2 separate regions of the Mus musculus genome follow, and region 2 is linked to region 1. The links are chromatin loops, found by intact Hi-C in ENCODE. Cell type or tissue: left cerebral cortex. All regions are shown on one strand. Each heading gives the region's core, and the rest is flanking DNA. Links, peaks and the distances in the headings are about the cores only. Region 1 holds the start of Ppp3r1 (protein phosphatase 3, regulatory subunit B, alpha isoform (calcineurin B, type I)). Region 2 has its middle 50 kb from the start of Ppp3r1.

Region 1 (12,598 bases), core at 2,298-10,297:
AGAGCGGTGGCCAGCTACTGTACCCCAGTGTCTGAAAACTTCACTCTGAACTGGAGATAAATTTCTGTTGTTGTTATAAAAGAAAAATTATAAGCACATATAAAATTTACATATCCCCTATTAGCACTGTAAGTAATTTATATACTCCCCCCCCCTTTTTTTGAGAGGAAGTCTCTAAATAGCCCTCTCTGGGTGAGTACTATGTATATCAAGCTGGCCTTGAAGTCAGAGATGTGCCTGCCTCTCCCTCATGAGTACTGTGATTAAAAGTGTTTAATCACATGCTCAGTTTTTAATTTTTAAAAGCGGTTGTGTTGAAAAAAAAAACCCAAAATAAACAAATAAAAAAAAACCCATAAAACAAACACCATATGAAGCTCCATCCCACCCTAAGCATCTGTAAGCAGTTCAGAGTAACTGGGGCAAAGAAAATCATCTTCCTCAAACCTGTGCCTGAATAATACATATACCACCTACCCAGGCACCAAAGCAGGACCCACTCCTCTCATCTTCCTAAGTATATACACATCTAGCTCTCCTTCTCCACCTGCACTGGAAGTGCAGGTCCTAACCTATGCTGGCTAGTTTTATGACAATCTGGACACAAGCTGGAGTCATCTGAGGTGGGAAGCTACAATGAGAAAAATGTCTCCATAAGATGGGGCTATAGGCGAGCAAGACTGTAGGCCATTTAGATGTGGGAGGGCACAGCCCATTTTGAGCACTGCCGCTTCTGGGCAGAGGGTCCTGGGTGCTATAGCAAGCCATTGAGGAGCAAGCTGGTAAGCATCAGGACACCATGGCCTCTGTCGTCGCTGTTGCCCCCAGGTTTCTGCTGAGTTCCTGTCCTGACTTCCCTGAACAAGTGAAGTAGAAGTATAATCAAAATAAAACCTTTCCCCAAGTTAGTGTCATGATGTTCCATCACAACTGTGCTGGCCCTAACCAAGGCACTTCTCAAATGAATTACTGCAATTACTTTTATGTCACTGTATATGTATTACTTACTTTGACTGCATGAAAAATCTTGTAATACTTGCTCATGTGTTTCTCTCATCTTAGCCCATTCTCTTCATCCTCTTGCTGATCCCTTCCCCTCCCAAACTGTCTCCTCTACTTTCACGGCACACACACACACACACACACACACACACACACACACACACAGGCATGCGAGCAGTCATTTAAACCAGTGTTTCTCAACCTGCAGGTCGTGACCTCTTAGGGGTCACATGATCCTTCCCCAGGGGTCAAATATTAGATATCCTGCATATCAGATAGTTACACTATGATTCCTAACAGTACCAAAATTATAGTCATAAAGTAGCGTTTTATGGCTGGGTTATCACAAATTAAAGGGTTGCAGGAGGAAGGCTGAGAACCAGTAATTTAAATCTTTGTTCTACCTATGAAAGATACTTCTTGTCTACACTAGCTCTTAGTATAACATGACAAGCTCCAATGCTATCCACCATCCTAGAAATAATGATTCTATTCTCCTTTACTGGTGAATAACACATCATTGTGTATATATGAAATATACACACCACACTTTCATTACTCATCCAACTGCTGATGAAAACGCTGCAACAAACATACGTAAAAATCTTTACAGCACGCTGTCTTAGATTCTGCTATGTGTACACTCTTGAGTGTATATCACATAATTCTGTTTTTTAATGTAATGTGTGTGCCTGTGTACATGCATGCTATCACGCACACGTGCAGGTCAGAGGACAACAGAACTCAGGCAGCACACACCATTCCTCACTGGGCATTGCTACTTTTAACTCTTCTGAGGGCCTCCAGGTTGACTTGAAAAGTGGCTGCTTCACTTTTAATATAATTACTTCTGAGTTAATTCCCACGTCTACATTTACCTCTTATTAAAACAACCAAACTACAAAGTAGTCTCTCTTAAAAATAAATGTCATTCTACTGCTTAAAAAGGACGCTAATGCTTAAAACAATGGAGTTAACTGACTGATAAACCCCACCGTACATAAGTTGAAAGTATAATAAATATTAATACATTTAACAATCTAATCTAGTGAACACCGTGATCCAACCTAGCCTGCCTACATCCAAGCAAAAACCATTTACCACAAGTCTATTTTATAATAAAGTAAATGTCTAGTTTAACTTCTTGAACACTACTGGTGTGAAACAAACAATCATTAACAGAAGTACTTAAGATTTAACATATGGTTAATAAAAGTATGGCATGCACTGAACATACTCCTATAAAATTAAAAAATCCCGAGAAAACCATGTTAGGCCTGCACTTCCGGGCCCTGAACAGTTTTCTAGGTTCATGCCTCCATGACTGTGAATGCCCACTCATCCTCTGAAGACAGCTCCTAGTCTTCCAGGAGGCTGTGACTCCTCCCACCCCAATCTGAATTAAACTTGCCCTCACCCCCACCTGCTCTTACAAGCACCCCACATTTAGTTTGCTAAAGCAGGCACAGCAGGCCATAATCACAGCCTTGTTTACTCACCTTGACTCTGCTTAGAGATCATAATCAGGTCTTCAATGTTCACATTGTTAATGCTAAGTAGATTATCAGACCCAACTACAATTTAGATAAGTAACAGCCTAACCAGCACTGAATGGCTTGGCTCACTGCAGGCTGTGTAGCGTAGGACACAGCAAACTGCCAAACTAGGGACCCTGCTGATTTCAGAGCCACATTTGGGAATCAGTACTCTAAATACACCCACTCTTCCTACCTTCAGGCTATGAAACATTGCTGGGATGCCCTCACCTCTCTTCTGCAGCCCTGATAATCTTTTTAGACCTAGCACAACTCTATTTGCGAAGCGTTATCTACTTTCCAAGTCATGGTGTTCTTTGCTCCATTTCTGTCAAACTTTGGTCTATAGCATTCACGACATCCTCTTTCATAACCACTGACTGTCCAAGACAAGAAAACCGATTTTAATATTCTCTGCAGCAAAGAGAACACTTAGCAGTGACCAACAGACTGAGTCTACAGGTATTCATTGGTACGAATGAATCCCCATTGCTTTACCCAGACTAAAGTCCACAATCAGTCTTGCTTAGCTCTCCCGAAGGAGTAAGTCCCAACCCGACTTAGTCCTCATACTGCCCATCTCTCTCACGGTCAACGGATTCTTAGCTGGCTTCTGTATCTCATACCTGATCCATTTTAAGTTTCTCATCCACAATTGGAAAAAAAATGAGCGGAAAAAACTGCTTCCTCCAAATATGTATAAATCTTAGCTCTGCTGGCAATAAAATTAATTTGATGCACAGTTCATGAAAATGGAAACTTTAATTAAAAAAAAAGCTAAAAATGACTAAAATTGCTTTGAAATTTAAAATGGTCTTAAGACTTACGGAAATGTTCATATAGATACACACAAGAAAATCCACGGTACCGATTTTTGTTTATTTGTGTGTGTGGTGGAGTGAAGGTCTCATGGCAGTCCAAAGACGAATTTCAGATATCCATTCTCTCACACCATGTGAACGTGAGATCAAACTCAGGTCATCAAACTTGGGGAGAAAGGCACCTTTACCTGCCAGGATGTCTCAACAGCCCAAATCCATACTATCTAATGCAACTAAGATACAAACAACCTGACTGCGGAAAAATTCCTAGGTGTTCTGCACTCACAGATCTTATAATATACCTAATCATAATTCTTAATGCTCAACTGTTTTAAAATAGAGTGAAGGCAGGATAAACTGACTCATGAAGCAAATGGAGTTAACTATAGCCCAACTGGAGCATGCTAGGTAGACCAGGCTGGCCTTGAACTACTTAAGATCCACCTGCCTCTGTCTCCCAAGTACTGGGGTTAGAGATGTCCGCCACTATACCAGACTCAAATTAACTGTTTTTAAAGCAGCAAATAAAACACTTGTCAGAATCAGCCTTTACAGGGCAGTCTCAGCTGATAAACTGCTTGGCACACAAACATTGGGGCCCAAGTTCTGATCTCCCCCAAATTCATGTAAAAAGCCAGATGGAGCAGAGCACACCTGTAGTGTCAGTGCTGGGATGCAGAGGCAGGAGGGTCCTAGAGTTCACTGGACGGCATAGATCAAACAGGTTCAGTGAGGGAGCCTGCCTCAAAAACAAAACAAGGTGTTGAGCGCCTGAGGAAGGCACCCAACACCCACCTCTGACCTCTACAAGGCTGTGAATGAGCATACATGCAGACATATGCACATGCAGACACATGCACAAGCAGACACATACATCCAAGTGTGCATGAATACAGACAACTCCATAAGAGATTTAATACCATTTAAATTAATCAGAAAATAAATTAAAACTACAAAATCCATTATGAAAATCTAACAATTCTGTGGTATCTACTAAGAATTAGCTATTCTTAAGGTAATGAATTTTTCCAGAAATGCAGGCTTAGCTTGGAAAATTACCCAGATCACCATGAAGCCCAACATATTTTCAGTTAATCAATGTTCCATATGGCTAAACCAAGTTATTCACATGGTCTTGATACTTCCAAACCAATATGGTATGGATCACACCAAGACTGTCCCTATGTCAGGGCAGAATTGGAAAGACGGAGAATGGCAAATGTGAACTGGGAAAGTTTTAAAGGAAGCCAGAGAAAAAAACAAAACCAAACACACACACACACACACAAAACCCAAGAAAATAATAATGACCCATCAGATATTATAAAATGAATCTTAAAATATTGGGACTGACTAGGAAATAGTCACAAAAAGATAAGGAATTTAAGGGTCAGTGGGCTGTCCAATGGTGGTGGTGCATGCCCCTTTAGTCCCAGCACTCATAAGGCAAGGGCAAGCAGATGTATGTAAGTTCAAAGCCAACCTGGCCCAGGACAGTCAGTGCTACACAGAGAAACCATGTCTCAATAAACAACAACAAAAAAAGTCAATGGTCTGAGGGAACAGCCTTGGGAAAGAACATGCAACACAGATGCCTAATTTTTAGTACCATCAGTACAAATTAGAATAAGGAGAGAGAGAGAGAGAGAGAGAGAGAGAGAGAGAGAGCGCAAGAGCGAGAGCTAGAGAGAGCAAGAGAGAGCGAGCGCAAGCGAGCGCACACCACACTTACAGAAACTAGGTTTGGTTCCTGGCACCTATGTGAAATCCAAAACTACATGTAACTCAGAATCCAGGGAATCTAAGCTCTCTTCTGGTCTCCTAAAGCACCTGCACTCTTGTCCACACACCCTTCCCCCATATATACATAGTTAAAATTAATTTTTTTTCAAAAAAAAAAAATCACTGCAATAGACCCCGATCTTCAAATAAACACGTACAAAGTTCCATTAAGGCCCAAAGCTGTCAGCTCCCAAATTCCGTTACATTTCGTAGCTTCGGTTACTGTGTTGCTACAAAATATCCCAGTTTGGCAGGTTTGTAGATGATACAAGAATAAACTTCTTAACTGCCCTGAGGTACCCATCTGAAGTATAAGCTTGAGGATGGAAGAGAGGTCTATTTTGAACTTGGCCTCTTCATCAGTTACTCTGATATAAGGGGATGGTATACATCGCAAGAGCTGAAACTGAAGCAGGCCAGCCAATGAGCTCCAGAGAAAAACAGCCTCAAAACAAACAAAAAAATATTAAGTGCCATTCCTAACTTCAAAGTATTACAACTCTATTGTGAACAGACACGATCTTTTTAAATGCTCTTCAATGGTGTAGAAAAGGCTAAGTTTTATAACCTTCAAGGAGCCAAATCATCTGAACAGCTTCCTAAATAAAGGAAAAAAAAAATCCTCTACATTCCAAAATCATGAACCACTTTAATAAAGCTGCCCCTCTAGTGGGTCTTAACGATGCCAGTAAACCCGATATTTCAAATAAAAGCTGACTTACTCGAATATTTAACCTCAGTTTCTCTGACCACCACCACCTAATCGGTTTTCAACTGCAGTAAACAATGCACATTTGAAGCACTTAAATCTTACATGCGAGGGGGTATTGTACAATTAAAGAGTCTAAGTATCACAAATCCGCCTGAAATTCTTTGATATGTACTGAAAAGATGTTTACAGTAAGTGTCACAATCCCGTATCCTGTTTAACTAAATGACATATAACTCGCAGTGCAGCTATGTTTGTCTGTGAACACAATTCTTGATTGCAAAGACGAAACGGAGGCCCAGTGAAGCTACAGAACCAGTAAGGTAACAAGCTAAAGGCGTCATAGATTTCTTGGCTATGGTGACAGGCAGGAGGCACACCCCTAGCGTCAGCCAGAAATACTACATGGTGAATTCCACCTACGGATTAATAGGAAAGTAAGGAAGGGAAAATTTAAATCGCCATCGTTCAAAAACAACTACCACAAGCACCGGAAAAACAGAAATAAAAATACTAAGAAAATATTAACAAACCAATATGAGCATTTCTCTAGGCCCGGTGTCTTAGCTAATATACACGCTGGCCCTTTCATGTTCACCAACGCAGAGAAAAGCGGCCTCGGGAAAAAAAAAAATCCCCTACGGTTGCAAACAGCAGAGAGATAAATGCGAAAACGAGCGAAGAAGGCAAGAAAGTGGAAGGATCCCTGCCAAGGCTCGCTGCTGGAAAATGCGGAGTGAGTGGGAGGAAGCACAACTCTGGAGAAGTGGGTCTTACATAAAGCGCCATTTGCCGCACACTATCATTTCCACCGGATTTCAGAAAACCCAACCTGGAAACCCATCTGGGGGCGGAAAGTGGGTTTCACGTGGAGGAGGGTAGCGAGGGCGCAGCCCCCCGGGACCGGGGTTCAGAAAAGGCCGAACGAGCCAGACAGGCGACGGGGCCGGGGTTGCGCGGAGGCCCACGGGCTTAGGAGCCCGGGGGCGGCGGCTCTGTGGGCGCCCGGAGGCCCAGGGTCGTGCGGAGGGCGGGGGCGGCGAATCTCGGGGAGCGCGGAGACGTCCGGCGTTTGCAGGGGGCCGGGGGGCGCGCGGAGGCCCGGAGGAGGCGCGCAGGGGCTGGGGGGCTTGCAAGGGCCTTGCAGCGGCCCGGGAGCGCGCAGAGCCGGGGGCCGCGCAAGTAGCCGAGGACTTGAAACCCAGCACCTGCACCCTCCAGGCCTCTGGAATTTTCTATCCGAGAGGACGCCCCGGGCCCTCCCTCGCGCGACCGGGGAACCGAGGTCTCACCATCTTGCTCGGCGGGCGGCGCTGGCGGCGGCTGTAGGATCCTCGGGACGCGGCGACGGCGGCTTTGCTGTCCGGCGCCGGGCGGGGTGCAACGGGGCCTGGGCCCGGAGCGAGGCGGGCGGAGTCCCGGTTGGAGATGCGTCGGCGGGAGGAGAGGGTTGCAGCCTCACGCTCACAGGCGGCCCCGACTCGTTGCAGCGGCTCGCGCTGACCGCAACCTCAAGGCACGGAACAGGGCGCGCAGAGGGCGGAGCGAGCGCGGGGCGGGGCGGGGCGGAGCCTGCGGGAGGCTGACATCCGGGAACCCGCGCCCTGCCGTGCACACGCTCTCCAACCGGATTGCTCGCAGAGCCCCGCTAGCGCTCCGCCAGCGCTTTTTGCGTACCGTGCGCCGGGGGACATGGAGATGGGGGGGCAGACGTCTTGACGTTGGGAGAGCCGCGCTTCCTGTCATGTGACCGAAGGAAGGCCGGCAGGAGGAAGACTCCTGGGAGGAGAAAATGGGGAGAATGACAGGACCTGCCACAGGGCTGTGTCGCTCTTGGGGGGTGACACCATGTCACTATGGCGAGGCACGGGCAAGTCTACACTGTGGAGTCAAGCGCGCAGTTGGAAAAATAGGAGAAGCAAAGCTAGCTGCAGCTTAGGTCCTGGGAGCCACTGACAAGAGTGGGGGATTGCTTCCCACTCCAACAGACACTACCTCTAGGTTGCCCTGCAGCTGGTGCAGAAAGAAGCCTTTAAGAGAAATACTACGAGACAGACTGCCCTGTTGTCCATGTAGTAAGGGTATGTCCGTAATGGTGGCAGTTGCCTTACTATAGAAGTGAAACTACAGTAGGTAATAAAGTCCATGGAAAGAAGTTATATTTAAGAGGAAAAGATAAGTTGGTAGGAGAGATGTGATAAAGATAACGTATTTATGTTATTTATTTTAGTCAGGTTTTGAATAGATAGAAAATAAAGGTCAGGGTATGTCCTGCTCTACCTGTTTCATCTTCTGTAAGTGTAGATTATTTTTTAGCTTTTGAGAGACGAGCTTTGACTCCACTTTGAGGATGGGGGATGCCTGCACCGGAGGGGACACGAATGCTACTTACCATGTATCCAGTTCCACTCACAGACTGAAAATGCCTTATAGCTTGGCGTTGAAAGGGTGGCACCCTATGAATTTATCAGGGTAAACTGTAACAGCGCATAGGTTTGTTACAATTGTTTGGGAAACCAGGCACAAGAACGTGGTAGGCACATCATACCAAGAAAAGGGTGCAACGTCCTCACCTGGACTCCATAAAGAGATAGACATCTAGCACTGTGATGGCAACAACCCCTACCAATCTATCATCCGACCATCCTGATAGGCAAAGAACACTTGACTGCCCCTGAGGCTTGAACTCAGTTAAGTCCTCACTGTTGACAAGGTTTGGTCAACTGTCCATCTTTCTATTCCTCCAGCTGTACCATCCATCCATCCCTTCATCTGGACCTACATTTGGCTCTTAGGCCTCTACAGCTGAACTCAACTCTATAGCTTCCCATTTAAACCATTGACACTCCCAACAGCCTGCTCCAGCATCTTTCCTAAAGCCAAGGTGTTTATTTAGTATCAAAACAAACTACATTTCTGATGGCCAGGCAGTGGGGTTGCATGCCTTTAATCCCAGTACTTGTAAGAGAGAAGCAGGCAGATCTCTGTGAGTTCAAGGCCAGCCTGGTATTCAAAGTGAGTCCAGGACAGCAAGGACTCTGTTACACAGAGAAACCCTGTCTCAACAAACAAACAAAAAAACCTACATGTCTATCATACCAATAAAACCTTGTGAACTCTGTTGTGTCCTCTTGCTTTTTGCAGCTGTTCTGTAATTGATGTTTATACAGATATATTTATTGCATGATCTGAGAGTAGATGATATGATTACAAGATAAGCCTGAGTGTTTGCCTCAGCAATATTTGGCAGATAACTGCCATTGAAACCACAAAGTCTGATGAATTTTTTTCAATAAATGAAGACCTTGTGGAAAGACACAAATGTGTTTGTCTCTATTTCTGGCACAGTATGTTAATGATTGTACTGGCTGGTTTTCTGTGTCAACTTAACACAAGCTGGAGTTATCACAGAGAAAGGAGTTTCAGTTGGGGAAGTGCTTCCATGAGATCTAGCTGTGGGGCATTTTCTCAATTAGTGATCAAGGGGGAAGGGCCCCTTGTGGGTAGGACCATCTCTGGCCTGGTAGTCTTGAGTTCTATAAGAGAGCAGGCTGAGCAAGCCAAGGGTGGCAAACCAGTAAAGAACATCCCTCCATGGCCTCTGCATCAGCTCCTGCTTCCTGACCTGCTTGAGTTCCAGTCCTGACTTCCTTGGTGATGAACAGCAGTATGGAAGTGTAAGCTGAATAAACCCTTTTCTCCCCAACTTGCTTCTTGGTCATGATATTTGTGAAGGAATAGAAACTGACTAAGACAAATTGGTACCAGGAGTGGGGTATTCCTGTGACAACCTGACCATGTTTTGGGGGAGGACTGTGGAAGGACTTTGGAATTTTGGGCCAGAAGATCTGTTCGGTGTTATGAGCTCTGTCGAATGTTGTGTAGGAGCTTGGAAGATAATGTTGAGAACAATGCAGAAGATGGAGGCCTGGCTTGTGAAATTTTGGAGGGAAGATTAAAGACTCTTATCAGGGCCATTGAGGTGACATCTTCTGGGAAGTGTTTTCTGAGAGCACAGAGGCTGTGTTCCAGAGATAGCCATGGTTGTACCTTGTGCTGTGGCTGGACTTAGTAATATGTAAGAATTACCCAGGTGGTAGTGGTTTTGAAGGCATGAAGAGGTCATGCAGAGCAGCTGAGGCTCAGCACTGTGAGAGGCCATGGAAGGCCATTGGTGAAGGTGCAGCCTCAGTTGCAATTGATGGCCCAGGACTGAAGGGGTCATGAAAAGGAGTTGAGGCTTGGCACCATGAAGAGAGTCTATGAGAGGCTATTGTTGAAGCCAAGTTACAGTGGAAGACAGCAGCATTTTGGAGATGCCAGTACCATGAGATGACTACCAAGAACAGCAGCAGCAGTGGAGTACAGGCAGCTGGAGCCTAGAACACAAATTGTGTGCTACAAAGGGCATGGCTGGAGAAGTTACCCAAGCCCTTGGAGGAGCCCAGAAGATCGTGAGTTGGATCCCAGACATTGGATGGTTGGAGATTGAATTTTGCTTTTGATTGTGACTGTGCCATGATATTTTCCCTCTTAAAGGGGAGTTTTTTAGTGAAGCCCACAGTTAAGAGACTTTGAATTTTAAAGTACTTTGAATTTTAAAAGATACTGGATATTTTAAAAGGATTGAACTTTTAATATGAAAAGACTGTGGAACTTTTAAAGTTATTTAGATCTTGGGGATGAGTAAGAAGGTAAGGGTTGAGGCTTACTAGTGATGTGTTTGTGTGTCAAGTTGACAAGGGGTCAATTGTGCTGGCTGGTTTTGTGTCAACTTGACACAAGCTGGAGTTATGACAGAGAAAGGAGCTTCAGTTGGTGAAATGCCTCCATGAGATACAACTGTAAGGCATTTTTTCAATTAGTGATCAAGGGGGAGAGGCCCCTTGTGGGTGGGACCATCTCTGGGCTGGTAGTCTTGAGTTCTATAAGAGAGCAGGCTGAGCAAGCCAGGGGAGGCAAACCAGCAAGAAACATCCCTCCATGGCCTCTGCATCAGCTCCTGCTTCCTGACCTGCTTGAATTCCAGTCCTAACTTCCTTGGTGATGAACAGCAGTATGGAAGTGTAAGCTGAATAAACCTTTTCCTCCCCAACTGCTTCTTGGTCATGATGTTTTTGCAGGAATAGAAACTCTGACTAAGACAATTATGCATAGCATCCAGACATTAGTAGGTTTGAGGGTACTCAAGGAAGTATTCTTTGTCAAAATCAACTTGGGTCTCACCTGTAGTCGCTCTGTTAACACTAATTTCAGGAAAATGAATGTATTATAATTGCCCCTGCTTAGTATGTAAAATACCACATGACAAGGGAAATGGAGGTGCGGGATTTTGCTAAGGTTCACTAAAGGAAGATTGTTCCTGGTAAAGCACAGGTATTTAATAGATTTGTGGTTTTTATTTTTTAGTTCTTTTCAGTCTACTCTGTTACATGATTTTTAAATTTATTATTATTATTATTATCATTGTTGTTGTTGTAAAAAGAATAGGAACTGAGTTGACCTCTGATCCTGAGTGGAGACATGATGTCTGAACAGTCATGGGATTACTATCTTGCAAAAGTTTGCTTGTACTGAACAAAAACAAGCTATTATCTTCTTCTTTAAGAGTTAATTAAAATAGGTTAACCAATTACTTGGACATGAAAATGATCCTTGGGAAGCTGTCTGCTTCAGAAACTTTAAGGAGCATGACACACTTGTAAATGTGTTAATCGCAAGGACAGGAAATAGAAATGGGGTAGATTGTTTAAAGTAAGAGGACCCCAAAATTAACAATTTTCTTCTACATTGGAATTCAGAAATGTCTTTGGCTCTGTCCTACCCAGAGGCCAGAGATATCAGAAGTATTGGTGGGCTCCAAGTCCACGGTCTGGTTCCTCATGATTTTGGATTGTGTCCAGTGTCGGGGCAGCTACAGGAGAAGGTATTTGAAGCTTTGAGTCCCCGGGCTAGTTCTCTGGTAACACTAGAAAGATAAACATCAGATTTGTCACTCCTTGAGACCTGACCAAAAGAATACCTCAGGCTTTGACTAGAGACAAGACATTCTGATGCACTCTAAAGATTAGAGCGGTTTCATACTGTTATCGCCTCACTTAACAGTTCATTTATCTGGGCCAGTCAAACCTGGCCAAGAGGCTATCCCTCAAGAAAACCGGTTCACTTAACACCATGCTGAAGAGGTTGAAATAAATTACTTTGTAAATGAGATCATGAACTTCTCCCTCCCAGGAACCCTACCCTCAAAGAACCCCTTCTGAAGCTGCCTCCATGCAGCTCTAAGCCATCCATTTTCTAGGAACTCATTCAGAAAAGGATACCTTCCTTGTTGTTCTTTTCTACCTCTGAATTTCAGAAACTGGCCAAAGCCTACACTTGCTTTGTCTTGCATTTGGGCACTTTCTTTCTGTGAAGCTACCCTCCTTTTGCCTTATGACTGCTTGCTGATCTCCATTCCTAACTCAAAAGGCACGGCTCTCTTCCTCCTCTCCAACTCCCTCTTCTGATGAAGGCTTGAATAAGAATGGCACCCACAGGTTGATAGGTTAGAATGCTCAGGGTGCAGCAGTACTTGTTAGAGTAGGTGTGGCCTTGTTGGAGGAAGTGTGGACTTGGAAGTTTCAGAAGCCCAAGCCAACTCTCTCTTTCTGCTGTCTGTGGTTCCGGGTATAGACTCTCAGCTACTTCTCTGGTACCACTTCTGCTTGTGTACTGACATGCTTCTTGCCATGCTGCTAATAGACAAA
Region 2 (12,598 bases), core at 3,159-11,158, 52 kb after region 1:
GGTCACTTGATCTTTTACAAAGGAGCTAAAACCATCCATTGGAAAAAAGACAGTATTTTCAACAAATGGTGCTGGCACAACTGGTGGTGAGCATGTAGAAGAATGCAAATCGACCCATTCTTATTTCCTTGTACAAAGCTCAAGTCCAAGTGGATCAAGAACCTCCACATAAAAACCAGATACACTGAAGCTAATAGAAGACAAAGTGGGGGAAAACCTCTAACACATGGGCACTGGGGAAAATTTCCTGAACAGAACACCAATAGCTTATGCTCTAAGATCAAGAATTGCCAAATGGGACCTCATAAAATTGCAAAGTTTCTGTAAGGCAAAGGACACTGTCAATAGGACAAAACAGCAACCAACATATTGGGAAAATATCTTTATTAATCCTACATTTGATAGAGGGCTAAATCCAATATCTACAAAGAACTTAAGAAGTTAGACTCCAGAGAATCAAATAACCCTATTTAAAATGGGGTACAGAGCTAGACAAAAAATTCTTAATTGAAGAATATCGAATAGATGAGAAGCACCTAAAGAAATGTTCAACATCCTTAGTCATCAGGGAAATGCAAATCAAAACAATCCTGAAATTCTACTTCACACCAGTCAGAATGGCTAAGATCAGAAACTCAGGTGACAGCAGATGCTGGTGATGATGTGGAGAAAGAGGAACATGCTTCCATTGTTGGTGTGACTGCAAGCTGGTACAACTACTCTGGAAATCAGTTTGGTGGGTCCTCAGAAAATTGGACATAGTACTACCTGAGGATCCAGCTATACCACTCCTGGGCCTATACCCAGATGATGCTCCAACATGTAATAAGGATACATGCTCCACTATGTTCATAGCAGCCTTATTTATAATAGCCAGAAGCTGGAAAGAACCCAGATGTCCCTCAACAGAGGAATGGATTCAGAAATGTGGTACATTTACACAATTTACACTACTCAGCTATTAAAAACGATGAGTTAATGAAATTCTTAGGCAAACGGATGGAACTAGAAAATATCATCCTGAGTGAGGTAATCTGATCACAAATGAACACACCTGGCATGCACTCACTGATAAGTGGCTATTAGCCCAAATGCTCAAAATACCCAAGATACAATTCATAGACCACATGAAGCCCAAGAAAAAGAAAGAGCAAAGTGTGGATGCTTCAGTCCTTCTTAGAAGGGGGAACAAAATACTCTCAGGAGGAAATATGGAAAGTAATTGTGGAGCAGAGACTGAAGGTGAGGTCATTCAGAGACTGCCCTACCCGGGGATCCATCCCATATACAGACATGAAACCCAGACACTATTGCAGATGCCAAAAAGTGCTTGCTAATAAACGCTTGATATAGCTGTCTCCTGAGAGACTGTGCCAGAGTCCAACAAATACAGAGGTGTATGCTCCCTCCAACCATTGGACTGAGTATGAGGTCCCCAATGGAGACATTAGAGAAAGGACTGAAGGAGCTGAAGGGGTTTGCAACCCCATAGAAAGAACAACAATATCAACCAAACAGACCCCCTAGAGCTCCCAGGGACTAAACCACCAACCAGTCAAAGAGTACACATGGAGTGACCCATGGCTCCAGCTGCATATGTAGCAGAGGATGGCATTGTGGGGGCATCACTGGAAGGATAGACCCTTTGTCCTTTGAAGGCCCGATGACCCAGAGTAGGGGAATGCCAGGGCAGGGAATCAGGAGTGGGTGGGCGGGTAAAGGAGCACCCTCATAGAAGCAGGGGGAGGAGTGATGGGATAGGGGGTGAAATCGGGAAAGGGCATAACATTTGAAATGTAAATAAAGAAAATATTCAATAAAAGAAGAAAAGTTAACGGTTTTGGTTGATACCTGTTATTTCTGATGAAATCATGGCACAGTGATGATTCATTCCACCCTGTGTTCACACATTCTGCCTGGCCAGAAACAAAAAGGTCAGATTATCGAGACAGCCTAACAATTTTAAGTGAGGGCATAGTTAACTACTGAATTAAAATCCTTTTCCTCACCATGGGTTAAAAAGGAAATTTTACTGGGGGAGCAAATTGCAGGTCCGCCTCAAGAAAAGAGGGACACTGATTTGCTGGTAAAGCAAGCAGGTTTTATATGATAGTCAGTAGGATGGGAGTCTTTGGATGAATCAGGAACTGGATGCCCTTTCCTGAGGTAGTGGACCATTAGGGTGCATATGTGACGTGGTGGTTTTCCTGCTAAACAGAAACCCACCTGAGCAATGCTTAGTTTAGCCTTCCATTTTCCCAATACCAACCCTCTGCTTACTTAGTCAGAGTCCTTCTGTTCAGGAAATTGTTGCCAGCACTGCCATTTTGGGGGATCTGATTTGGAACTAAATGATCACTGGCAGTATTAGAGGGGTGTGGGAGGACCCACTAAGATTTCTTTAGCAAATATGCAGGAAAACCACATCATGAGCACTGTGGGACCCTTGAGATGTTGAATTACAAGCCTCTATTCTTTACAAGGAAGGACCACTTTAAACTCAGTTGTCATCTTATACATGACTTATACATCCATATTCCACTGTGGCAAATGAGTTGCAAACATAACTATGTCATAATTGCATAGTTAGATGAGGAATCTGTCAGTGGAATGCATTTAATGCTTTTCTTGTGGGAAGTCAACTATTTTGATCACTGAATGTGCAATGAGAAATTATATTTAGAAGCCCAAAAAACTTGTGGAACAAGACATACAAGTTTCTTCTACAAAAGAAGGGCATTGTCAAAATCACCATAGGCAGTGATAATGTCTAATACATCATAACCTGCAGAATTCAGTAACAGTGCTATCATATAAGCAAGGTACATATTCATGGTCACTAAAGTTAGTGAGGAAATTTTGGATTAAGACTCTATTTTTCCCCTGTCTTGATTCCCCAGTTCTGAACTTCATATATCCCGAAGCTACACAGTATTATTAAGGAATAAGCGTATGTTTTTGGTAAGACCCTTAAAGTACATAAAATGTCATGTCAGGTAACAGTGCTATTCTATGATATCTAACTGAAATTTGAACTTCATTTCTCATCTTCCTCTCTGTCATGTTCAAATTTCAATTATGTATTCAGCTTGATTGTTTGCATATGGGAACACTGTCTAATTTATAATTTCAACATGAAGCCTATTTATTTTTATGTCAAGGTAATTTTTCTAGTTTATAAAAGCAAAAGAAACTCATTTTTCAGGATGTTGAAGGAGGGTTACCCAACATCCGTGCTTGCAGTTTTGCCTGGGCTTGCTTAAGTTTCTTTTGAATCCGGTGGTGCTTCATGTCTAAAAAAGGCAAACTGCATTATTTTATCAGGCTTCAAAAAAATCATCATATACTGGCTTTCTTTGAAAATCCAACTTGGCAAGGGCACTCTCTAGCTGCTTGCTGTTTCCAAGTACATTTTCTTTTGTTCACTTCTGTTTTTCTCTTTGTTAGCTGAGTTTATTTTTCTTTAAACCCTATTTTCTTGGATCTACATATACCAAATGCATCTTGGGCCATAAGAAGACCACCAGCCTGGGAACAATGGTTGTGGTTCCTGGTGTGCTGAAACAGTCTGATAGACAGCCACAGTGGTGGCTGGAGTACAGCAGTGGCTGAAACAGTTTGAAAGAAGAGCATGGGTACAGGTTGAAGAGGAACGGTCCAGAGCCCGCCTTCACCCTTAGCTGCTTTCAATAGTTGAGTTTTAAGATAAAAAAAATTTTTTATTAATTCTTTGAGGCCTTCTTCCTCCAATCTCTCCCACATTCACCTTAGTAAGTGAACCCAAAGTCTATACAATTTGATGAACTTCTATACAGTGAGACAAACAGCATTCATTGAAGATGTAGTCTTTGCTTCATTGTGTATTTTGTGAGTCTTTGTGAAAAGGCAGGTGGTTGTAAGAGCATTGGGTTATATATGAGTCCTCAAATCAATTTTATTGATCCGTGGGTCTGTTTTTTATCACTATAGCTTTGTAGTATAACTTGAAAGAAGTATTGGTGTTGCCTCTTCCAGCATTTTTACTATTCAGAACTATTTTGTCTATTGGCCATTTGCATTTTCTTATGAGTTTTAGGATTATTTATTCTGCTGAACCTGCTGCAAGATGTGGAAATCCTTAAGTACCAATAGACTTTATCATAGTTCAGGGCTGGACCATACCCAGGGTCCACAGTTTACTCTGAAGCCACAGGGAGAGACAGAACTACCTCACTGCCAGTGGACTCCATCCAAAGTCAAATCAAATTTATAACCTTGACCTACAGCTTCCATTGACAACATTACAAGGTATGGAACTTCCCTAAGAATGATTAAAATTCTAATTAGTTTCAATATATCCTTTTACTCAATTAGATATAACTTCTAGAACTCTTATTAATTTGCAAATTATGATTTGTATATTGTTTAGATATTTTAAAATTCCAATGAAAGAGGTTGGTCACTTCTGACTTTATTTTTTTCTATTGCTTAGAACTTCTAGTTAGACTAATTCATAGTTAGTAAATGTTCTACATTCAAGGAAATGTAAAACTACCTAGTCTCTATTTAGATTTTTCTCATTTTAAAAACATACACTAGTAGAATTACAAGCTCATTAAGCATAAACCCAACTAAAGTATCAAATAATTTGTTTTTCTCTGAAAAGGGAAATACTTTCCTTGAGTCAAGTATGGGAGGAGTTACCAGAGGAAAATGAGAGTACAAGAAGATTAACAAACTAAATGGTCAGGAAACAAATACCTTCAAAGCAAACAAGCAAACACATAAAAGTATATCTTAAGCTATACACTTGGAACTGAACCAAATAAAGGTATTCAAGAAATAGAATCTCTAAAAAGATTTTTAAAAATGCATATAATGGGTATTTTGTGGAACCACAAATGGGTATGTCTGTGCACCACATGCATGCAGTGCTCAGAGAGGCCAGAAGTTTGATTATCTGAAACTGGAATTAGAGGTAATTGTGAGTTGTCATATGGTTACTGGGTCCTCTGGAAGAGCAGCAAGTACTCCTAACTACTGAGCAATCTCTCCAGACCCACAACAAATAGGATCTTAAACAATCAGTTGAGAATTAATAAATAGACCTTTGATCAAACCAAGGGAGGGCTGGTGTCAAGGAAGAACTCTCAAAAAGCTACCTGAGGATACAACTGGTTTGGGCACAATGGGCCTATGCTAGTACCAACACATGTGACTTCTTCAGTAACAAGTGGATCATCTTTGAGGTTCCAGTTTTGGGCGCCATAACTGATGATGCACCAACCAACCAGCCAACCAACCAACCAACTAACCAACCCCCCCCCCCCAAAAATTTAAATTCAAGGGGACAAGAGATAGTTTAAACTAGAGACAAATGTGAGGGACCATGACCCAAGAACACAACCTCAGGTATCCCCAATTCCATGTTGTGATATGTTAATAGTTTCATGATATTTTGTAGTAACTGAAAATAAACAATAAATCATGACATCTCAGATACATTGGTGGAAACACCAGACTGGCAAATTATAGAAAGGCAGGGGAACCTCTGTTGTAGTCTATGATATTCTCCTTTGTGTTGGTGTAAGACAGGCATCTGTTAATGCATTCCAAATTATTTCATGTTATGCAAAGACATCAAGAAGTTACACACAAAGGAGAACAATGGATATTTAACGGACTAAGATGACCCAAGGTAATTTGTATTTAGGTCTCTAACCTATAACATTCAAATCTTTCCTCAATTTTCAAACATTTCATTAGTCTGTTGTTAGATAGGTCTGGGAATTTTCAACTGTAAACACTTTAAGCACATTTACCACTATTTTTTTTATGAGCAATCTGGCTACCTATTATTGCATTCCAATGATATTTTACCTGAGAATACTAGACACACTAATGCTGCTTGAATAAATAAACACACATATAAAAGGACTATAGTGAATAAATCCCAGGATAATTCTTTCTAAGTTACAATGTGGTAAGAATCATCAAATGTGCTTATTAAAATGCAGGTGCTTTGAATTTATTCTCTGGGAGTCTACCTGATTAAATAGATCAACAAAGAGAAGCTCATGGATCTGCATCTAAAAAATATATTTATTTGTTTTACTTATTCACTTTACATCCCATTCACTGACCCTTTCTAGGTCATCCCTTCCCCAATCCTTCCCCCATCTCCCCTCTCCTCCTCTGAGAAGGTGGACCCCCTGGGTATCTCCCTCCCTGATACATCAAATCTCTGAGAGGGTAGGTGCATCCTCTCCCACTGAGGCCAGGCAAGGCAGCCCAGCTAGAAGAACATATCTCAAAGACAGGCAACAACTTTTGGAATAGCCTCTGCTCCAGTTGTTTGGGACCTACTTGAAGACCAAGCTACACGTCTGCTGTATATGTTCAGCGAGGCCTAGGTCCAGCCTGTGCATGTTCTTCAGTTGGTGGCTCAGTGTCTGAGAGCCCCAAGGGTTAGTTGACCCTGTTAGAGTTTCTATCTCCTTCAAGGCCTGCAATTCTTCCTTCTATTTTTCCATAAGAGTCTCCAAGCTCCATCAGCTCTTTAGCTGTGGGTGCATCTGAGTCATATGCTGTGTGGAGCTTCTCAGGACAGCCCTGCTACATTTCTGTCTATAAGCATAACAGAGTATCATTAATAGTGTCAGGGACTGGTGCTATTTGATTTTTAATAAAGAAGCCAAAACTGTACAATGAAAAAAAAGAAAGAAAGAAAGCATCTTCAACAAATGGTGCTGGTCTAACTGCATGTCTGCATGTAGAAGAATGCAAATGGATCCATACTTATCACCCTGCACAAAACTCATGTCCATGTCCAAGTGGATCAAGGACCTCAACATAAGGAAAACTGGATACACTAAATCTCATAGAAGAGAAAATGGGAAATACCCTGGAACAAATTGGTCCAAGAGAAAACTTCCTGAACAGAACACCAATGGCTCAGGCTCTAAGATCAAAAATTGGTAAATAGGACCTCATGAAACTGCAAAGGACAGTGTCAATAGGACAAAACAGCAGCCTACAGATTGGGAAAGGATGCTCATTAACTCTACATCTGACAGAGACCTAGTGTTCAAAGTTTATAAAGAGCTCAAGAAGTTAGACACCAACAGAGCATAACCCAACTAAAAAATAAGGCTCAGAGCTAAAGAGAGAATTCTCAACAAGAGAAATCTTGAACAGCAGAGAAGCACTTAAAGAAATGTTCAAAGTCCTTACTCAATAGGGAAATGCAAATCAAAACAACTCTGAGGTTCCATCTTACACTCATCAGAATGGCTAAGATCAAAAGATAGCACATTGCTGGTTGGGATATGAAGAGGGGAACACTCCTCCATTGCTGGTGGGAGTGCAAACTTGTACAACCACTTTGGAAATCAATTTGGCAGTTTCTCAGAAAACTGGGAATAGTTCTACCTCAAGACACAGCTATACCACTCCTGGGCAGTTATTCAAAAGATGCTCCACCATCCCACAAAGACATTTATTCAACTATGGATCTACATTTAAAGAAGCATCCCATACAATTCAGACAATTTAGGGAAAGCTTCTTTAAGAATACAAAGTAATTTGAAGGGAAAAAAAAAAAAAACAGCAAAGAACATTTGTTCCTGGAGGTGGCACACAGTGAAGAAAGTGCTTGTTCCCTCAAGGGATCCCTGGAAGTGGTTGTTCTCTGCAGGCTTGAGAATAAATAGATATCAGCTGAGTCGGAGAAAACCTCACCGAAGCTTCGAGCTCTGTTTACAAGGGCTCTAAGAGTTCTTCCGCAGGTCAATGGCATTATTGTTTTATCAGAACAGTCGCTATTTGGCCAAGCTCATCCCCACTTCCACCCCCAACCCCTGCCCTCGGCCCCATTAAAATGACGCGCTTGTCAAACTTCTCTTTGGATGTTCTTCAAGTATTTTTAGCAGATTTAAGACAGTCTTCCCTCGTTCCCTGAAGGAGGAAAAAGTACAAGTTCCCTCCAACTCATTGGAGAGGCATTGCTCAGGAGCAGCTCGTGGGGCGCCAGCTACAAAGAATGAGAATGTGGGATAATTTTCAGCCCCCTCCCCTCTGCTCTGTCTCATTTTCACCACCCACCTTGCCAAATGCTCATGCTATCTGCAGCAGGTGCTTTTCCGGCTGTTTAAACAATTTCCCTTCCAAGAGCGATAAATCCCAAAGGATTCCCAGGTTTTACTCAGTGCAAAGGAACCACACCAGGCAAGGCAGAGAGACAGTTTTAGTCTAAAAGATTTTCAGAAAGTGTTAAACAGAGATGATGTCAGGTGTCTGTCTTAGTTAGGGTTTCTATCACTGTGAGGAGACACCGTGACCACAGTAACTCTTAATAAGGAAAATATTTAATTGGCGCTGGTTTACAGTTTCAGAGGTTTAGTCCACTATCATCATGACAGGAAACATATTGGCCGTGGTGCTGGAGGATGTGCCTAGAGTTTTACATCTGGATGGGCAGGCAGCAGACAAAGAAACTGACACTGGGCCTGGCTTGAGCATTTGAAACCTCAAAGTGACACACTTCCTCTAACAAGGTCATGCCTGTTCTAACAAGGAAGGCCACATCTCCTAACACTGCCACTTTCTGTGGGCCTACGGGGCTCATTTTCCTTCAACCCATCCCACCATCTCCACCAGGTGCAGAGCCCTGCAAGCCCGGGAGCTCCTGTAACAGTGACTACTTGGATATGCTTGGGCATGCCTTAGTTCCTCGATCCTAAAATTTACCTTTGGTTCACCCCCTCAATTCTGAAGGCTGCATTTTCCAGATTGTTTTCGGCCTTACAAAATTGATTTATCATTTGAGATTTCTCAGGGCCTTTCACATGAGGCAGTTTGATCCTGTTCACCTTCTACTCCTCCTTTAATCTCTCCTGGATGCACTCAATCTTCCCTGCCCACAACTTTGTGTCCTTTGTGTTTTTTCCCCGTGTGTGTGTGTGTGTGTGTGTGTGTGTGTGTGTGTGTGTGTAAATAACCCATTAAGTTTTATTTGTGCTGTTGGTTGTAGGGTTCTGATGAGGAGCATGGTCAACCTACCAGAGGCAACACCTTTAAAGAAAATTGACTTTCCCTCCCCCAGAGTGCATCACTTCAGCTAGGGGTGGGGCCTCATAAGCCCGTTCCCTACCTCCTGGACAGAATGGCGACTGTTTTGATGTTGTTCAGGTGGCCTCCCCTTCCACAGGTGACCACCCCTTCCATGAGTCTGAGAGTGCAGTGGTCCTGACATGTCCAGAGGACACTGTCTCACTCTTCGCCATGCCCTCTGCCTCTCACAGTCTCCTTGCCTGCACTTCCACAATGAGCCTTGGGGATGGCTGGTATGTATTATAATACATGCTTCCCAGTTGTGGCTGAGCTCTGTTTACCTTTCCTCTCTGCACTATGAACAGGTTGTGAGTTTTTACCACAGTCCACTGCATAACAAATCTATTTGTCCTCAGCTCCAGTGAGGGTAGTCCAGTTGAGTTAACGTTTTGGGTTGAGTGTTTCTCTGACTCCAAATGTTCTGTTTTTCCTCTTAGCTGTGATCTCCATAATATCCTCATCCTTCAGTCCCTTGAGTCTAGATGACAGAGGACCACGGCAATCCACAGGCCATCACTGTCTTCCTCCTTGATAAAGAATCCACTCTGCTGGGTGATCGAGAAGGGAGAGCTAAGGCCATGGGAGGACAGATGAGAATGGGGGAGTAAGAACTGTTAGAGTCTCAGAATTTTTCTTTAGATCTTATATAACCCCTAAAATTTTATTTTCTTCTTTATTTTTAACATTTTCTTTTAACTTACATGTAGTGAGCTCAGCTAGAATCTTTATCTTTAATGGCTTATTATTTAGGCTTCTGCTTTAATAGATGAGGTGTGTGTGTGTGTGAGAGAGAGAGAGAGAGCATGCACATGTGGGTAAGGTAATATAGATGGTTATATATTAAAATTGAATTAGTATGACTACACTTGAGTGTTGACTTTCAGAAATTTCTTGGATTGTGATGCTTTCATTTTATTTTCTTTTTTTTTTCCATTTTTTGTTAGGTATTTAGCTCATTTACATTTCCAATGCTATACCAAAAGTCCCCCATACCCACCCCCCCACTCCCCTACCCACCCACTCCCCCTTTTTGGCCCTGGCATTCCCCTGTACTGGGGCATATAAAGTTTGCAAGTCCAATGGGCCTCTCTTTGCACTGATGGCCGACTAGGCCATCTTTTGATACATATGCAGCTAAAGACAAGAGCTCCCGGGTACTGGTTTAGTTCATATTGTTGTTCCACCTATAGGGTTGCAGTTCCCTTTAGCTCCTTGGGTACTTTCTCTAGCTCCTCCATTAGGGGCCGTGTGACCCATCCAATAGCTGACTGTGATCATCCACTTCTGTGTTTGCTAGTCCCCGGCATAGTCTCACAAGAGAGAGCTATATCTGGGTCCTTTCAGCAAAATCTTGCTAGTGTAGGCAATGGTGTCAGCATTTGGAAGCTGATTATGGGATGGATCCCTGCATATGGCAATCACTAGATGGTCCATCCTTTCGTCACAGCTCCAAATTTTGTCTCTGTAACTCCTTCTATGGGTGTTTTGTTCCCATTTCTGAGAAAGGGTAAAGTGTCCACACTTTGGTCTTCGTTCTTGAATTTCATGCGTTTGGCAAGTTGTATCTTATATCTTGGATATCCTAAGTTTCTGGGCTAATATCCACTTATCAGTGAGTACATATTGTGAGAGTTCCTTTGTGATTGGGTTACCTCACTCAGGATGATGCCCTCCAGGTCCATCCATTTGGCTAGGAATTTCATAAATTCATTCTTTTTAATAGCTGAGTAGTACTCCATTGTGTAAATGTACCACATTTTTTTTGTATCCATTCCTCTGTTGAGGGGCATCTGGGTTCTTTCCAGCTTCTGGCTATTATAAATAAGGCTGCTATGAACATAGTGGAGCATGTGTCCTTCTTATCGGTTGGGGCATCTTCTGGATATATGCCCAGAAGAGGTATTGCTGGATCTTCCGGTAGTACTATGTCCAATTTTCTGAGGAACCGCCAGACTGATTTCCAGAGTGGTTGTACAAGCTTGCAATCCCACCAACAATGGAGGAGTGTTGCCCTTTCTCCACATCCTCGCCAGCATCTGCTGTCACCTGAATTTTTCATCTTAGCCATTCTGACTGGTGTGAGGTGGAATCTCAGGGTTGTTTTGATTTGCATTTCCCTGATGATTATAGATGTTGAACATTTTTTCAGGTGCTTCTCTGCCATTCGGTATTCCTCGGGTGAGATATCTTTGTTCAGTTCTGAGCCCCATTTTTTAACGGGGTTATTTGATTTTATGGAGTCTACCTTCTTGAGTTCTTTATATATATTGGATATTAGTCCTCTGTCCGATTTGGGATAGGTAAAGATCCTTTCCCAATCTGTTGGTGGTCTTTTTGTCTTATTGACGGTGTCTTTTGCCTTGCAGAAGCTTTGCAATTTTATGAGGTCCCATTTATCGATTCTCGATCTTACAGCACAAGCCATTGCTGTTCTATTCAGGAATTTTTCCCCTGTATCCATATCTTTGAGGCTTTTCCCTACTTTCTCCTCTATAAGTTTCAGTGTCTCTGGTTTTATGTGGAGATCCTTAAGCCACTTAGATTTGACTTTAGTACAAGGAGATAGTACTGAATCAATTCGAAATCTTCTACATGATAACAGCCAGTTGTGCCAGCACCATTTGTTGAAAATGCTGTCTTTTTTCGACTGGATGGTTTTAGCTCCCTTGTCAAAGATCAAGTGACCATAGGTGTGTGGGTTCATCTCTGGGTCTTCAATTCTGTTCCATTGGTCTACTTGTCTGTCACTATACCAGTACCATGCAGTTTTTATCACAGTTGCTCTGTAGTACATCTTTAGGTCGGGCATGGTGATTCCACCAGAGGTTCTTTTATCCTTGAGAAGAGTTTTTGCTATCCTAGGTTTTTTTGTTATTCCAGATGAATCTGCCGATTGCCCTTTCTAATTCGTTGAAGAATTGAGTTGGAATTTTGATGGGGATTGCATTGAATCTGTAGATTGCTTTTGGCAAGATAGCCATTTTTACTATATTGATCCTGCCGATCCATGAGCATGGGAGATCTTTCCATCTTCTGAGATCTTCTTTAATTTCTTTCTTCAGAGACTTGAAGTTCTTGTCATAGAGATCTTTCACTTCCTTAGTTAGAGTCACGCCTAGGTATTTTATATTATTTGTAGCTATTGAGAAAGGTGTTGTTTCCCTAATTTCTTTTTCAGCCTGTTTGTCCTTTGTGTAGAGAAAGGCCATTGACTTATTTGAGTTAATTTTATATCCAGCTACTTCACTGAAGCTGTTTATCAGGCTTAGGAGTTCTCTGGTGGAATTTTTAGGGTCACTTATATATACTATCATATCATCTGCAAAAAGTGATAATTTGACTTCTTCCTTTCCAATTTGTATCCCCTTGATCTCCTTTTGTTGTCTAATTGCTCTGGCTAGGACTTCAAGTACAATGTTGAATAGGTAGGGAGAGAGTGGACAGCCTTGTCTAGTCCCTGATTTTAGTGGGATTGCTTCAAGCTTCTCACCATTTACTTTGATGCTGG

The links. A loop is a pair of places that touch in the nucleus more often than their neighbours do. Peaks named below come from ENCODE experiments on the same cell type or tissue, not always from the same donor. Only the 100,000 strongest peaks of a DNase experiment are listed, where the experiment ranks them.
Region 2: a loop joins it to region 1, with 6 times the contacts of the local background. A loop is called at or near these places in 3 of 42 quality-filtered maps.

Annotation. Positions count from the first base shown.
Region 1 is chr11:17,154,086-17,166,683 of GRCm38, reverse strand. It overlaps Ppp3r1 (protein phosphatase 3, regulatory subunit B, alpha isoform (calcineurin B, type I)), which reads right to left and starts at 7,386. Exons shown (of 6, transcript NM_024459.2): 1 at 7,142-7,386. The coding sequence starts at 7,144. In left cerebral cortex, for the core only: a CTCF peak has its summit at 6,229; DNase peaks (open chromatin) are centred at 5,384, 6,230, 6,612, 7,492 and 1 more place; H3K4me3 peaks cover 3,299 bases; H3K27ac peaks cover 2,206 bases.
Region 2 is chr11:17,102,611-17,115,208 of GRCm38, reverse strand. No RefSeq gene overlaps it. Among named protein-coding and RNA genes, the nearest start is that of Ppp3r1, 50 kb to the left of the region's middle. In left cerebral cortex, for the core only: no CTCF peak of the experiment used is centred there; DNase peaks (open chromatin) are centred at 3,355, 7,456, 7,616 and 8,068; H3K27ac peaks cover 532 bases.